Linked DNA regions of Homo sapiens: region 1 is linked to region 2. The links are chromatin loops, found by intact Hi-C in ENCODE. Cell type or tissue: CD14-positive monocyte. All regions are shown on one strand. Links, peaks and the distances in the headings refer to the core of each region. The heading gives the core; the rest is flanking DNA.

Region 1 (5,375 bases), core at 326-5,325, 440 kb after region 2:
ATTTCACAACACATGAAATAGAGTAAGTAGAGAGGCAACTGATCAAAGGTTATTGGGTAAGACCTAATCAGTGTGACTAAATACCAGTCTCCTGGTTCACAGCCCAATATTTTACTAAATGGATCACGTGACTTTATATAATTTATTTCTTATTAAAACAGCCTTGTTTGAGCAAAAAAATTTAGGTCGCTACACTCAGCAGCTCTGTATAAAGAGCCCTTGCTCACCAGCATAGAACAAATACGAATTTGTCCCAGAAAGATGCCAGAAAAGGTAGCACACTGAAGCTGAATGGCTTCCTGCAAGACCGATACTCCATCATACCTATTTTAATACATTTGGAATTAAAACACACTGGAATAATTTCAAATACTCTTATTAAAGCAGCTCACTTTGGCCAGGCATGATAGCTCACATCTATAGTCCTGGCACTTTGGTAGGATGAAACAGGAGGATCACTTAAGCCCAGAAGTTCAAGACCAGCCTGGGCAACATAGCAAGAACCTGTTTCTACCAAAAAAAAAAAAAAGTATAAAAATCTCAGCCAGGAGGGATGGTGCATGCCTACAGTCCCAGCTACTTGGGAGGCTGAGGTGGGTGGATTGCTTGAGCCCAGAAGTTTGAGGCTGGAGTAAGCCATGACTGCACCAAGCCATGACTGCACCCTGCACTGCAGTCTGGGCACCAGAGCAAGACCTTGTCTCAAAAGTAAATAAATAAACATTTTTAAAAAGTTACAACAAAAAAAAACAGCCTAGGGGAGTAATGTCAGCAAGATGGCCGAGCAGCCCCTAAAGCACATCCCCCTCACAAAGAGAGGTAGAGTAATAAACAGCTATACTTTTAACAAAAATAACTGAGGGAGACTGTGGGGGTGTATCAGAAGGGTGACAGGAATGCTGATGAGCACAGAAACTCAGGATGGCCACATAGAGAACAGATGGCAATATCAGGCCTCCCCCCCATCCCCCTTCCCCCATCTAGGATCAGCTGGGAACAAGGAGGAACTTCTCCCCACAGCAAGGAAGTAAGCAAGACAATTCTAGAAACTGCCACCAGCACCTTGGACACCTACAGACTTCACCACTGGCTTCCCTACAGTCCTCTAGGCACTAAGCCCAGCTGAAGGAGCTGCCTGGAGTCCATACAGCTGTGCTCCCTCCAGAGAAGGAGCCAATACTATGCGCCAGCCCCTGTGGCCTGTGCAGCTACTGTGCTATGCCATCTTGGAAGTGGAGCTACAGTGGGATTGTGTTTTGCTCTGGGGACAGATGGCCACAGCTCCCCTTCATTCCTGAGGCTAAGCCACCAACAAACCACTCTAGCCTGATGTCTTGACAATCTAAGCCAAGCTGTGAGCAGCTATTACATGATTCCCCAAGGGGCCAAGTGGAGGCAGAGCCACTCCACCTACCCCTCCCCACTCCCCTTGGGCTGCAGCTGAAGCAGTACCCTATCCACTATGAAAACAGTACTTAGACTGCTCAGAGCAGTCAGGCCTCCCTGGTGCCTAAGGTGAAGAAGCAATCTGTATCCCAGGAAATGGTGCCTTGGCCACCCAGGGCAGTCATGCATCCTAGCACCTAACTTGAAGCGGCACCCTGCATTCCAATGATACTGTGCCTGGGTCACCCAGAACAGTCATGCCCACACTAGGCCTGTGCTAAAGCAGCACATTGTCCCCAGGGGAATTGGTGGCTGGCCAAGCTGAGCAGCTACGCATTCCAGGGCTGAGCTGACACAGTACCCCATGTCCCAGGAAACAGAGCAGTGGCTGAGCTGAGATACCTTGCCCTAGCCAAACAACTCCAGTACCCTGCTTCCCTGGAACTGGACTTGCCCCTAGAGTCTGAGCTGCTAAGATACCCTCTTCCTGGGGAGTGGAGTCATTGCTGTGCTGCTCCCTGACCCCCAGGGCCCAAATGACAGCTGTGCTCTGCCACGCTGGGGTATTCGCTGCCATTGCACTTGGCTTCACAGAGTCTAGGATACAGCCAAGCCCCACCATCCTGGAGTCTAGAGTCACTACTACATGGTGCCTCATTCCGTGGGACCTGAGCTGCCACTGAGCCCTATTGGCTCAGATCCCTGAATTGCAGCTGTACCCTGCTCCCTAGGCCCAAACCTCCAGAGCACCCCTTCTTCCACAGAGTAAGGCCAGTGCTATGGCCTATCCCCCAGTATTAGAATCACAGTTATGAGCCAGTCCCCTGGGCCTGAGCTGCTAGCGGGTGCCTCAGATCCTGGCTCTGTGGGCAACCTACATCCAACCTTGCCACAGAGAGCAAATCTGTACCCCAATACCCAGGTGCCACAATAGGTTTGTGAGACCCTAAGCCTGGAAACCTGACTCCACAGCTACTCCACGCATCTGTACCTGGAACCCAGTGCCTCTGCAGCTGCTTGTAGGCCATGTCAGTCAGACCTGACACCAAGAGGGATTCTCTTGGCTGAGTCACTCCATTGTGAGGAAAATGAGAATAGGAGGACTCCAAAACTCCTTGACACCAAGGATATTAACAACATATACCACCACTGCCACTGCCACACTTCTATAGCCTAGGACTCTTGAGGCACCCATAGTTATTGCTCATGTTGAATGCAGCTGAAGAAGCTACACAGAAAACATACCACTACATCTATCCAGAAACAGAGTTGCCATACCCTTCCCAACTGGCACACTAAAACCCAACTGCATGTGAAAGTCTTTCTCTATGAAAGCCACTCCAGAGAGTTTGGAAGAAGTGACTGTTCTGCCAGATGTGGGGTATCAACACAGAGACATAAGAAACATGAAAAAAACAAGGACATATGACTCCACCACAGGAACATAATAACTCTTTGGTAATAGACCCCAATGAAAAGGAAATCAATTAATTGCCAGAAAATAAATTAAAAGTAATGATCTTAAGGAAATGCAATGAGATACAAGAAAATACAGATAGATGATTCAACAAAATCAGAAGAACAGTTCATGATATGAATTAGAAATTCAACAAAGAGATAAAAATCATAACAAAAAAACAGAAATCTTGCAGCTGAATAATTCAATGAACAAAGTTTAAAAAATACAATAGAGGGCCAGGCGTGGGGGCTCACACCTGTAATCCCAACACTTTGGGAGGTGAGGTGGGTGGATCGCCTGAGGTTGGGAGCTCAAGGCCAGCCGAAGCAACATGGAGAAACCCCGTCCCTATTAAAAAATACAAAATTAGCCAGGTGTGGTGGCGCATGCCTGTAATCCCAGCTACTTGGGAGGCTGAGGCAGGAGAATTGCTTTAACCCACGAGTCAGAGGTTGCGGTGAGCCGAGATAGTGCCATTGCATTCCAGCCTAGGCAACAAGAGCGAAACTCCGTCTCAAAAAAAAAAAAAAGGAAAAAATACAATAGAGAACTACAACAGCAGACTTGATCAAGCAGAAGAATGACTCTATATTTGAAGATAAGTCATTCGAAATTAGTCAGAGGGAAAAAAGTTAGAATGGAAAACAGTCAAGAAGGTCTACAACACTTAGGGGATCTCATTAAGTAAACAAATATTCATATTATTGGATTTCCAAAGAGAGAAGGGGAAAGGCATAAAAAACTTATTTAATGAAATAATAGCTGAAAACTTCCCAAGTCTGGGGAGAGAGATGGACAGCCAGATCCAGGAAGCTCAAAAGTCCCCAAACAGATTCAACCCAAAAAAGTCCTCTCCAGCCAGATGCGGTGGCTCACGCCTGTAATCCCAGCACTTTGGGAGGCCAAGGCGGGCAGATCATTTGAAGTCAGGAGTTCGAGACCAGCCTGACCAACACGGTGAAATCCTATCTCTACTAAAAATACAAAAAAATTAGCCGAGCGTGGTGGTGCATGCCTGTAATCCCAGCTACTCAGGAAGCTGAGGCAGGAGAAAAGCTTGAACCCAAGCGGCGCAGGTTGCAGTGAGCTGAGATCACACTACTACACTCCAGCCTGGGTGACAGAGTGAGACTGTCTCAAAAAAAAAAAAAAAAAAGGCCTCTCCAAGGTACATTACAGTCAAATTGTCAAAAGTCAAAGAGAGAATTCTAAAAACAGCCAGAGAAGGCCGGGTGCAGTGGCTCACGCCTGTAATCCCAGCACTTTGGGAGGCCGAGGCAGGCAGATCACGAGGTCAGGAGATCGAGACCATCCTGGCTAACATGGTGAAACCCCGTCTCTACTAAAAATACATAAAAATTAGCCAGGCATGGTAGCAGGCACCTTAGTCCTAGCTACTCAGGAGGCTGAGGTAGAATGGTGTGAACCCAGGAGGCGGAGCTTGCAGTGAGCCGAGATTGCACCACTGTACTCCAGCCTGGGTGACAGAGTGAGACTCCGTCTCAAAAAAAAAAAAAAAAAAAACAGCAAGAGAAAAGTGTTAAGTCACATTTAAGGGAATCTCTATTAAACTAACAGATTTCTCTGCAGAAACTTTACAAGCCAGTAGAGAATGGGATGATATATTCAAAGCGCTGCAAGAAAAAGAATCTCAGTCAAGAATACTATACCCAGCAAAGTTGTGCTTCAGAAATGAAGGATAAACTAAGTCTTTCCCAGACATGAAAAAAAAAATGAGGAAGTCATCACACCCTTACAAGACATGCTCAAGGGAGTCCTACATCTGGAAGTAAAAAGATGATAATTACTATCATGAAAATACACAAAAGTATGAAATCCACTTGTAGAACAGACACACAAAGGAGAAAAAGAAAAGAATCAAACCTTATCTCTACAGAAAACCACCAAACCATAATGATAAATGAGAGGAAGAAACAAAGGACATACAAAATAATCAGAAAACAATTAACAAAACAACAGAAGTAAGTCCACACTATCAATAACAACCTTGAATGTAAATAGATTAAATTCCCTCACTTAAAAGGGGTAGACTGGCTGAATGGATTAAAAAAAAAAAATACTTGACCTAACTATATGCTGCCTACAAGAAACTCATTTCACTAGCAAAGACACATACAGACTGAAAGTGAAGGGATGGAGAAAGATATTTCACACAAATAGAAACCAAAAGCAAGCAAGAGTAGCTATAATTATATCAGATAAAACAGACTTTATGTCAAAAACTAAAAAGAGGCTGAGCACGGTGGCTCACGCCTGTAATCCCAGCACTTTGGGAGGCCGAAGCGGGCAGATCACAAGGTCAGGAGTTTGAGACCAGCCTGGCCAACATGGTGAAACCCTGTCTTTACTAAAAATACAAAAATTAGCTGGGCATGGCAGCAGACACCTGTAGTCCCAGCTACTTGGGAGGCTGAGGCAGGAGAATCGCTTGAACCCAGGAGGTGGAGGTTGCAGTGAGCGGAGATTGCGCCACTGCACTCCAGCCTGGGCGACAGAGTGAGACTCTGTC
Region 2 (5,375 bases), core at 61-5,060:
GGGGTTTCACCATATTGGCCAGGCTGATCTCGAACTCCTGACCATGTGATCCTCCCACCTTGGCCTCCCAAAGTGCTGGGATTACGGGCATGAGCCACCACGCCCAGCTATTTTATTTTTTTGAGACAGTCTCTCACACTGTCATCCGAGCTGGAGTACAGTGGCATGATCTCAGTTCACTGCAACCTCTGCCTCCCAGGTTCAAGCGATTCTTCTGCCTCAGCCTCCCGAATAGCTGGGATTACAGGCGCACGCCGCCATGCCGGGCTAATTTCTGTATTTTTAGCAGAGATGGGGTTTCACTATGTTGGCCAGGCTGGTCTCAAACTCCTGACCTTGTGATCCGCCTGCCTTGGCCTCCCAAAGTGCTGGAATTACAGGCATGAGCCACTGCGCCCGGCCTAGGAATAGTTCACTTTAGTCTAAATCACCTTCATGGCATACTTACTAAATTTTCTTATCAGGCCCAGCATGGTGGCTCACGCCTGTAATCCCAGCACTTTCGGAGGCTGAGGTGGGCAGATCACCTGAGGTCAGGAGTTCAAGATCAACTTGGCCAACCTGGTAAAACCCTGTCTCTACTAAAAATACAAAAATTGGGCCTGTTGCCAAGGTGGGCGGATCACCTGAGGTCAGGAGTTCGAGACCAGCCTGGCCAACGTGGTGAAACCCTGTGTCTACTAAAAGTACAAAAAAAATTAGCCAGGCTTGGTGGCTCTCGCCTATAATCCCAGCTGCTCAGGAGGCTGAGGCAGGGAAATTGCTTGAACCCGGGAGGCAGACGTTGCAGTGAGCCGACATCACACTTTGCACTCCAGCCTGGGCAAGAAGAGCGAGAGTTCGTCTCAAAAACAGAAACAAAAATGAGCTGGGTGTAGTGGTGCATCCCTGTAATCCCAGCTACTTGGGAGGCTAAGGCTGTGAGGCTGGGAATCGCTGGAACCTGGGAGGCAGAGGTTGCAGTGACTTGAGATCACGCAATTGCACTCCTGGGCAACAGAGTGAGACTCTCTCAAAAAAAAAAATTTCTCATCATACAGAAGAAGGTAAAGATTTATCCAGTCATGTTATGAGCTGACAAAATACTGATCTTAAATCTATCTCTGTTTACTACTAGTCTGCCTTTTGACATCCTGAGAATAGCAGGGAGGATATATTTGAATCCTACCTAGAACTAGGCTCTCATTCAGTCAGTGTCTGTCTAAAGTAATAATGTAATGGTATAAATATATACTCACCTGTTGGGAGTAAGTGGTTTTGGCCGGGCACGGTGGCTCACACCTGTAATCCCAGCACTTTGGGAGGCTGAGGTGGGCAAATCACAAGGTCAGTAGTTTGAGACCAGCCTGGCCAACGTGGTGAAAGGCCTCTACTAAAAATACAAAAAATTAGCTGGGCATGGTGGCGGGCGCCTGTAATCCCAGCTACTTGGGAGGCTGAGACAGGAGAATAGCTTGAACCTGGGAGGCAGAGGTTGCAGTGAGCCAAGATTGTGCCACTGCACTCCAGCCTGGGTGACAGTGCGAGACTCCATCTCAAAAAAAAAAAAAGTCGTTTTTACCTTGAGTATTCAGCTACTGAAAACAGTTAATATGAATGTGTGTGCAATTGAATGTATGTGCAGGTGAGATTTGTTTCAGAATTAAATGAGACTAAATTATTTTGTTCTTTATAGGAAGTAAATGAAGGAATTCAGGCTCTCTCAAATAGTGAGGAGGAGAAGAAAGGGGTGGCAGCATCGCTGCTTGCTCCTTTATTGCCTGAGGGAATAAAAGAAGAAGAAGAGAGATGGAGAAGAAAAGTAATTTGTAAAGAGGAGCCAGTTTCAGAAGTAAAAGAAACAAGTACAACAGTAGAAGAAGCAACAACAATAGTAAAGCCACAGGAAATTATGTTGGACAATATAGAAGACCCTTCTCAGGAGGATCTTTGCAGTGTTGTCCAATCTGGAGAAAGTGAGGAGGAAGAGGAACAAGATACCCTTGAACTGGAGCTAGTTTTGGAAAGGAAAAAAGTAAGCTTTTGAAAGTTACTTGTAGAATGTTTTTTCCTCAGTACTACTCTACAGGGATCATTGTGCTTGACTTACAACCATTATTGGGATTTTGTTTTTCTTATCCCATCATCTAGGTATGTTGAAGCTTATGCAGCAAAAACTTTAAACTACAGAGGTGTAGGTTTTTTGGTCCTTGATGATACTTTTGGTAGTTATCGGGGGAACTCACCCCCAATATTTCAACCTAGGTTCTTTCTATTTTCCATAAGTGTCGGCCAGCTGAGAAATAGAAAGAGTATAATGAGAGGAATTTTACAGCTGGGCCGCCGGGGGTGACATCACATATCGGTAGGACTATGATGCCCACCCGAGCCTCAAACCAGCAAGTTTTTTATTAAGGGTTTCAAAAGGGGAGGAGGTGTAAGAACAGGGAGTAGATCATGTGCTTCAAAGGGCAAAAAGGTACTGATAAGGGTCTATGTTCAGCGGTGCACATGTTGTCTTGATAAACATCTTAAACAACAGAAAACAGGGTTCAAGAGCAGAGAATCAGTCTGACCACAGACTTACCAGGGCCGGGTTTTTCCCCACCCTAATAAGCCTGAGGGTACTTCAGGAGACCAGGGCGTATCTCAGTCCTTATCTCAACCGCATAGGACAGACATTCCCAGAGCGGCAGTTTATAGACCTACCCCCAGGAATGCATTCCTTCCCCAGGATATTAATATTAATATTCCTTGCTAGGAAAAGAATTTAGCGATATCTTCCCTACTTGCATGTCCATTTATGGGCTCTATGCAAGAAGAAAAATATGGCTCTTTTTGCCTGACCCTGCAGGCAGTGAGACCTTATGGTTTTCTTCCCTTGTTCCCTAAAAATCACTGTTACTCTGTTCTTTTTCAAGGTGCACTGATTTCATACTGTTCAAACACGTTTTACAATCAATTTGTACAGTTAACACAATTATCACAGTGGTCCTGAGGTGATGTACATCCTCAGCTTACTAAGATAACAGGATTAAGAGATTAAAGTAAGAAAGGCATAAGAAATTGTAAAAGTGTTATTTGGGAATTGATAAATGTCCATATTAAAATGAAATCTTCACAATTTATGTTCCTCTGCCATGGCTTCAGCTGGTCCTTCCATTCAGGATCCCTGACTTCCCACAACAGGTAGTTGATAATCAATAAAGAGACTTGACATTACTCAGACTTATACAAATGGGTACCAGAAAAAAACCAGAAAGAATGAATAAGACCTACTATTTGATAGCACAGTAGGGTGACTAGTCAATAATAACTGTATATTATAAAATAACTTTAAAGAATGAAGTTGGATTATTTGTAACTCAAAGGATAAATGCTTGAGGGGATGGTTATCCCATTCTCCATGATGTGCTTATTTCACATTGCATACCTGTGTCAAAACATCTCATGTATCCCATAAATATATACACTTACTATGTACCCACAAAAAAATGGGCAAAATTAAAAAATAAAAATAGAGTGAGTAGGCCGAGTGCAGTGGCTCATGCCTGTAATCCCAGGACTTTGGGAGGCTGAGCAGGAGATCACTTGAGCCCAGAAGTTGAGACCAATGTGAGCAACATACCCAGATATCATCTCTTACTAGAAAAAAAAAGTATGATGACATGTGCCTGTAGTTCCAGCTACTTGGAAGGGTGAGGTGGGAGGATTGCTTGAGCTCAGAAGGTTGTAGCTACAGCGAGCCATGATCATGCCACTGCACTCCAACCTGGGCAACAGAGGGAGAGCCTGTCTCCAAAAAAAAAAAAGTGCTTTCTGTTCTCAAAGAATTTAAATTTCAACAACATAGTCTTGTTTATTATTCTGATTATACATATTAATAAGCAGTTAATGACACTAACTTAATTGTCATGTTCTTTGTAGGCAGAGTTGCGAGCCTTGGAGGAAGGAGATGGTAGTGTGTCAGGGTCTAGTCCACGTTCTGATATCAGCCAGCCAGCATCTCAAGATGGAATGCGTAGGCTTATGTCTAAAAGAGGAAAATGGAAGATGTTTGTTCGAGCTACCAGTCCAGAATCTACCAGTAGGAGTTCTAGTAAAACTGGACGAGATACTCCAGAAAATGGAGAAACTGGTAATTTGTGCTTCACATTAAACTTCAGAGTTGAAAGATATAGAGGGGAAGGAAACTCTTGTCTTTTTTTGTTTCCTCTTCAACAAAACAGGAGATTGTACTTTTACTCTTTGGGAGAAGTGCTGGGAAGGAAGCTTCCATCCACCTCTCTACCTTTTCCAGATCTTTTTCTAGTAGAGGAGTAAGAGCCTGAGAGGCTGACACCCACTGGATGGTGGTGTATTCAGAGTCCAGTCCCATTTCTTCTCTCTGTCTACGTTGCCCAGCCTCTGTGTGGGTGGGTAGAGAGTTTGATTGTGTCATGAGGACCCAAGTTGTCTTCATTCAGGTAATAAGGACCTTATCATTCATTCATGGTAAGGTCGAAGAGCTCCTGCTGCATTTTTTAATCTATTTTCAGAGATCCCTGGATGAAGCTAATATTTTAATCTCCATTTGGCCCTAATTATTTTTTTTTCTTTTCCTTTTTGAGACGGAGGTCTCACTCTGTCACCCAGGCTGGAGTACAAAGGCATGATCTTGGCTCACTGCAACCTCCGCCTCCCAGATTCAAGCAATTCTCTTACCTCAGCCTCCCGAGTAGCTGGGATTATAGGTGCCTGCCACCGCGCCTGGCTATTTTTTGTATTTTTAGTAGAGACGGAGTTTCGCCATGTTGGCCAGGCTGATCTCGAACTCCTGATCTCAGTTGATCCGCCCGCCTCCCAAAGTGCTGGGATTACAGGCGTGAGCCACCGCTTTCAGCTGTGGCCCTAATTCTGTAGTGGAAAGTCAGCAGTAAGATAAGGACGCCAAACCTTAGTTGAGTACACCTAGAAGAAAATACTTTTATGGATCGTGGTTCAAAAACAGCCCAGTGCTGCTTCACAGGAAACTGAGGCAGAAGGATCCCTGGACCCTAGGAGTTCCAGGCTAGCTGGGCAACATAGCAAGACCCTTGTTTCTTGATAAAAGAAAAAAAAGAAACAAAGAACCAAACAAAAAAAAAACAACAATACAGGTGTTAAATAAAGAAAGACATCCTTGTTTGAATTTTTTCTTTTCTTTTTATTTATATTTTTTGAGACGGAGTTTCACTCTTGTTGCCCAGGCTGGAGTGCAATGGTGCAGTCTTGGCTCACTGCAACCTGTGCCTCCTGGGTTCAAGTGATTCTGCTGCCTCAGCCTCCTGAGTAGCTGGGATTACAGGCGCCCGTCACCACGCCCAGCTAATTTTTTGTATTTTTCAGTAGAGATGGGGTTTCACCATGTTGGCAAG

Evidence for each region. A loop is a pair of places that touch in the nucleus more often than their neighbours do. Peaks named below come from ENCODE experiments on the same cell type or tissue, not always from the same donor. Only the 100,000 strongest peaks of a DNase experiment are listed, where the experiment ranks them.
Region 1: it touches region 2 in a loop (3.0-fold over the local background); 1 of 110 quality-filtered maps calls a loop at or near these places.

Annotation. Positions count from the first base shown.
Region 1 is chr11:47,302,234-47,307,608 of GRCh38, reverse strand. The region is part of intron 24 of MADD (MAP kinase activating death domain); the gene reads right to left. Among named protein-coding and RNA genes, the nearest start is that of MADD-AS1, 33 kb to the right of the region's middle. In CD14-positive monocyte, for the core only: no CTCF peak of the experiment used is centred there; no DNase peak of the experiment used is centred there; H3K27ac peaks cover 690 bases.
Region 2 is chr11:47,742,695-47,748,069 of GRCh38, reverse strand. FNBP4 (formin binding protein 4) reads left to right here. Exons shown (of 17, transcript NM_015308.5): 7 at 1,676-2,014; 8 at 3,907-4,117. Among named protein-coding and RNA genes, the nearest start is that of FNBP4, 22 kb to the left of the region's middle. In CD14-positive monocyte, for the core only: no CTCF peak of the experiment used is centred there; no DNase peak of the experiment used is centred there; H3K27ac peaks cover 596 bases.